Regions from separate parts of the Homo sapiens genome. Here region 2 is linked to region 1. Evidence: read pairs that join two places in POLR2A ChIA-PET (ENCODE). Cell type or tissue: Caco-2. All regions are shown on one strand. Links, peaks and the distances in the headings refer to the core of each region. The heading gives the core; the rest is flanking DNA.

Region 1 (2,925 bases), core at 179-2,678:
GCACTCTGTGAGAAGGATCACTTGAGCCCAAACGTTTGAGACCAACCTGGGCAACATAGGGAGACCCCCTTCTCTATAAAAAAGTTCAAAAAATAAAAAATTAGCCAAGTTTGGTGGCACACGCTTTGGTCCCAGCTACTTGAGAGGCTGAGGTAGGAGGATCTCTTGGGTGTGAGAGGTTGAGGCTGCAGCGAGCCATGATCACGCCACTGCTCTCCAGCCTGGGTGACAGGGCAAGACTCTTTCAAAAAAAAACCGAGAAATTTGATTTTGATAGTCTTAATTTTAGATGAAGACATATTTTGGGACATTTGAATGATAACTTTTGAACACTGTTCCATGATTTTGGTGCCTGCAGTTTCGTTTGTCTTTAAAATGTTAGTGGTTTCAAATATGTATTGAGGCTGACTTTATTTGTAAATAATTTGGTCTAATTTGCATTTATACCAAAAGGCATTGGTATGAAGACTTGGTAATGATGCACATAGAATAGTAGTTTCCAAACTTTAGTCATTCAAGCAGTCCCTGTACAATTTTTGCTAAATTACAAATTACCACTGATAGTAGTATTATTTTCTCACAATTTTTCTTTATTTCAGATGGACTCATTATTTTTTTACATAGCCTTCAAATTGTGGGTGTGAGGTGCTAATTGTATATGCATTTTACTATAGTTACTATAATTAAAATAGGAATGCTCCATCTGTGTCATATCTAAAATTATGCACCGTGATTTGCATATTTGAGAAATTTCTGGAACAGAGTAAAGCGGTTAACAGAGTTTAGTTTCCTTGTAGCACATGGCAGTGTAAACGTGCCGAACTCTAGAACTTGTGTCATAGCAATTAGAAGCAGATTCTTACTACAAGTAAAATCATATGATCAGTAAAATTTAATTTCAGCTAATTACAACTAATCACACTAAGTTCATCTTCATTTGAATTTTATTGGTTTTATAGAGTTTTTAGTATTTCCCTTGTAGATTTAAAAAAAAATTTTTGTTTTATGTCATCTATATTTTAAGAAGGAGTTATACTTAATTTTAAGTTGATATATAAACAACAAACAACATTTAGATCTTTGAGAATGTTTCTTTGAAAGTGACTGATGTAATATTCAGGTTTGAGAAATGTTGCTTTATTTGATCTGACATGAATTCTGCTTTTGTAAACTGCCAATAGGTTTATTTTGTCGATATGTTAAATAAATTCATTGAATAATAGTCTTTGTTGTGATAGGAGGATTTCAGTGATAAGAAATTCTTCTAGAATAAAGGGGAGTCCTGGAATCTTCTGTTTCTGAAGTTATTCTCATCCTTCCTTCTTTTACTGCCTTTCTCTCCTGTTCTCTGGGTTTGGTTCGTTTTTCGGTGAAGGGCCGGCCCTGCATACATTCAACTTACAGGCTTGAGGATTGTAATTGCAGTTGATGTCCTCCTTTGCATACCATGTTTCATTTTCTTTTCTCCATTGATGACAGGACATAGGTTTTATTCTAAACTCCAGGTTCAGATATATGGCTGCTTATTAGCTCTTGAGGATTTGTTTAAATGATGGGGTCTTGCTATGTTATCCAGGCTGGCCTCAAACTCCTGGGCTTAAGCAGTCCTCCCACCTCAGCCTCCAGAGTAGCTGGGATTATAGACATGCACCACTGTGCCTGACTAACTTAATTTTTGTGAATTCTGTGAATTTTCATTTTTCTCCCAACAGAGTGACCTATGTTTTTTATATTATTTAGTTGCCTGCCACATATAGATAGGGATATATTCAGGTTGATTAGCAGTCCTAGTTTTCTTTCTCTGTGAATGAATATACATTGTTTTCTTTTATTTGTTATATTTAAAAAATGATCTCTATTTTTGGCAGACTGGCTTTGTAGTACATGTCCTTATCCTTGTAAAAATTTAGATAATACTAGCTAGCTTTTAACAGTACTATGTGTAAAGCACTGTGCTACAGACTGACATGTATTTTTTAATCTTCTAACAACCCTTGCAGGTAGGTATTATTTATTAGCAAACCTGTTTTATAGGTGAGAATAGTGAGATCCAGAAAGGTTAAGTGACTTGACTAAAGTTACACAACTAGTAAGTGGTAGAGCTAGGATTTAAATTAGACATTCTTATTCTTTAGTCTATATCCCGTCAATATCTGGGCTCTCACTTTAATAAGATGAACTCCTTAACTACAAAAACTATATTTGGAGTATACCATATTTACTATATTTTCACTGAAAACTTGAAAAGGATTTGTACCAAACAATTATTAATCTCAAAAGGCCCTTTAGCGATTATCTAGTTCTAGTGTGTTTCAGTCCTCATCCAGAGCAGAGCCTGTGTTAGACTGTCATTCTGGAGTGTTTTTCACAAAACCATACTTCCTTTCTAGTGCAAAGCCTTAAGAGATTTTTGGCAACAGCTAAATTAATGTTTTTCTTTTATTGCTCAGGAGGGTGTTGATGAATCTTTCATAAAAGAAGCTGTTTTAGCCCGATTAGGTGATGATAATATAGATGTTGTTTTGTCGGCTATAAGTGCTTTTGAGGTGAGTGAATTTGTCATTTGTTGAGGTATACAATTTTGTAAATTTCCTTGCCCTTCTCACTTGATTCTCTGCTTGAGACTAGAATATTTTTGGAAATTATTTTTCCATGGGAAATTTGTTCTCTGGAGAGCACAGACTTAAGTCTGGTTAGGAGAAACTCACAGAAATTCACAATTTGATATATTAAATATATATGGAAGTTGTTCAAACAGGAAAAATGTTTTGTGAATTTTTATATTGCTTTTAACATATTTTTATCAATAGCAAATACCTTGGGACCTGTGGAAATTGTCTTATGAATGCCACTTTTGAGAAATAGATCTTAAAACTTTTAATTTGTACTAGGATTCCTGGGAGAAATTCCTTATAATTCATTCTT
Region 2 (2,925 bases), core at 197-2,696, 170 kb after region 1:
GCCAACAAATCGCCCCATCTGCACAGTTTTTATAAATTTTTGGACCATTGCCTAAGAGTTGCACCCTTTGTGGTAAAGAACTCTCAGAATCTCTTGCCTCAAATACACCCAAACTATAAATAAAGAAACAGATGTCTCTATGTACAGCAAGGCCACCATACAAGGCTTCAGCAGAACATTTCCAGTCTCCTTTGGAGTCCCACTTATTACTGACAGTGAGCAAGACACTCATTTCTCTTCTAAGAACATACAACGCCAGGCTCTTAAGCCATTCAATGAAACTTCCACCTCCCCTCTCATATCAGGCAGCAGGTTCGATTGAGAGGCATAATGAAATCTTCAAGAAACTCCTATGTAAGTTACTGGGTGTCACTATTGTCACAGGCCTTAATGAATCTAAATCCACAACCTCTGGAGACATGTACTCCCTACACCAATGCCACACGGGTTCCTCAACTGCCTTTACTGGCCATCAGGGGGACACCTCTAAAGTTCCTGTTTTTGATGACCATCTCACCATGTGGCCCTCTCCCTCCTGGTCAAGTGCCTTCCTTGCTTCTTAGTGGGGCACTTCTATTCCCTAGAAGTCTCAGCCATCATTAAGGTTTAAATTTATGCCATGGCATCTAGGGGTGAACTGTTGTATAAGACCTAACATTGAGACTCAATTTATGTGCTGCCTTGACATTGGTAGAACTGGGAAGGGCTCACACCTGTAATCCCAGCACTTTGGGAGGCCAATGCGGGTAGATCACCTGAGGTCAGGAGTTAGAGACCAGTTAGAGGTTAGGTTAACATGGTGAAACCCCATCTTTACTAAAAATACAAAACTTAGCCAGGCGTGGTGGCGGGCATCTGTAATCCCAGCTACACAGGAGGCTGCGGCAGGAGAATGGCTTGAACTTGGGAGGCAGAGGTTGCAGTGAGCCGAGATTGAGCCACTGCACCCCAGCCTGGGCGACAGAGTGAGACTCTGTCTCAAAAAAAAAAAAAAAAAAAAAAAAAAGAACTGGGAAGGTCTTGAATGGCCTAACCACAAGTCTCCTTCCCACTCTGCTCCCATGGCCAAAGTCCCCTAGCCAAACAACGCCCCTTACCAAGGGGACCACGCACAGTCCTTGTTCTCTTTTTGTAATGGGCTTCATTTCCCCTGATTCCATGGACTTAACTCAAACAAGCCAATCACATCCTGACAACCAGGAGGCACCCCACTTGCTTAATACCATAAAGCCTGTCTGACAGCCCCTTGTTGTTTGCTCTGCTCCTAAGTGCAACCTCCATGTGGCCCTGCATGACGCACAGTGTCCTCCCCTCCTGGACTGAGTATACATGACTCATAAATTCCTGTCGATCTCATCTGTTAAGTGTTGAGTGTCATGTGTTTGGCCATCCCTGTAACCCTAAGATGGAATCCCTCCCTCACCAACAGGGTGAAGAGGAGACAATCAAAACACATTCTCCTGGCAGGGCACAGTGGCTCACACCTGTAATCCCAGCACTTTGGGAGGCCGAGACAGGTGGATCACCTGAGGTCAGGACTTCGAGACCAGCCTGGCCAACATGGTGAAACCACATCTCTACTAGAAATACAAAAATTAACTTGGTGTGGTGGCGGGTGCCTGTAATCTCAGCTACTCAGGAGGCTGAGGCAGGAGAATTGCTTGAACTCAGGAGTGCAGTGAGCCGAGACCGTGCCACTGCACTCCAGCCTAGGTGACAGAGCGAGACTCCATCTCAAAAAAAAAATTCTCCCCTGATTAACAACGTGATATCAAATTCCAGTGTGTTCATTCGTCTGTCATTTTACTAAGCCTTTCAGACAGTAGAGAGTGGGATTATACTTGTCCCAACAGCTCACCCTCCTAAAGGTCAAACCTAAACCATTTTGGTTCTCTTGTTCAAGTTCAGGTTGCCAGTGAAAAGCAAAGGAACTTGAAATTCATGTTAAACATTTAACATCTTTCCATATGAATTGCTAGGAAGCAACTTCCATTCCAAAGTTGTGTTAACTTCACAGTTTTCCCACCTGTGGTGAAGATGGTACAAAATAGCTTAAAAACTGATTTTGTTCCATCAGATTCTAATCTTTAGTCACAGAATTCAAGGCCATACTCTAAACTTTAAGGTTGGCAGAAATATATTATAACAGAAATTTTAGCACCATGTAAATGTTTAAAGTTATTTAGCCTTAAATACAGAACCATTTAACTCAGGGTTGAAAAGTCAGGATGAAGTGAGGGATTGATTGATTAAGCCATTTGATTTTTACCTTCATTAGCAGTCTTTTTATTTTATGTATTTATTTATTTTGAAACAAAGTCTCACTTTGTTGTCCAGGGTGGAGTGCAGTGGCATGATCTCAGCTCTCTGCAATCTCTGCCTCCCAGGTTCAAGCGATTCTCGTGCCTCAGCCACTCCAGTATCTGGGATTACAGGTGCGTGCCACCACCACACCTGACTAATTCTATTTTTGTATTTTTAGTAGAGACGGGGTATCGCCATGTTGACCAGGCTGGTCTGGAACTCCTGGCCTCGAGTAATCCACCCGCCTTGGCCTCCCAAAATGCTGGGATTACAGGCGCGAGTCACCGTCCATGCATTAGCATTCATTCACCTATTATGCGCTGAGCTGCTAGATTGGTTCAAATAAGGGACCATGTATATTCATTGTCTCACACACAATTCTGACTGGAATAAAAGACTTTCTTTTCATAATAGTATTATCTGGGAAACTGAAGCTAAAAGTGTGGTCTTTGCCTGAGGCTGTGTATGTTATCTTTTTACAGCTAGAGCGGTCACCATCTGACCCAGGCTTGCCTCGCTCTCAGCTCTCCTGCCTGTCAGTCAGAGTGCTGAGCTCTCCCCCAGACCGCCTTAGTTGGAATCTCCAGGGGCCCAGAAGTCTGCGTTGTTGACAAGCATCCC

The links. Peaks named below come from ENCODE experiments on the same cell type or tissue, not always from the same donor. Only the 100,000 strongest peaks of a DNase experiment are listed, where the experiment ranks them.
Region 2: POLR2A ChIA-PET joins it to region 1 with 7 read pairs; 2 of 35 experiments call an interaction of 5 or more read pairs at or near these places.

Annotation. Positions count from the first base shown.
Region 1 is chr1:236,587,569-236,590,493 of GRCh38, reverse strand. It overlaps HEATR1 (HEAT repeat containing 1), which reads left to right. Exons shown (of 45, transcript NM_018072.6): 13 at 2,451-2,546. Among named protein-coding and RNA genes, the nearest start is that of HEATR1, 15 kb to the left of the region's middle. In Caco-2, for the core only: no CTCF peak of the experiment used is centred there; no DNase peak of the experiment used is centred there.
Region 2 is chr1:236,419,571-236,422,495 of GRCh38, reverse strand. All of the region lies in intron 3 of EDARADD (EDAR associated via death domain), which reads right to left. Among named protein-coding and RNA genes, the nearest start is that of EDARADD, 27 kb to the right of the region's middle. In Caco-2, for the core only: no CTCF peak of the experiment used is centred there; a DNase peak (open chromatin) is centred at 1,265.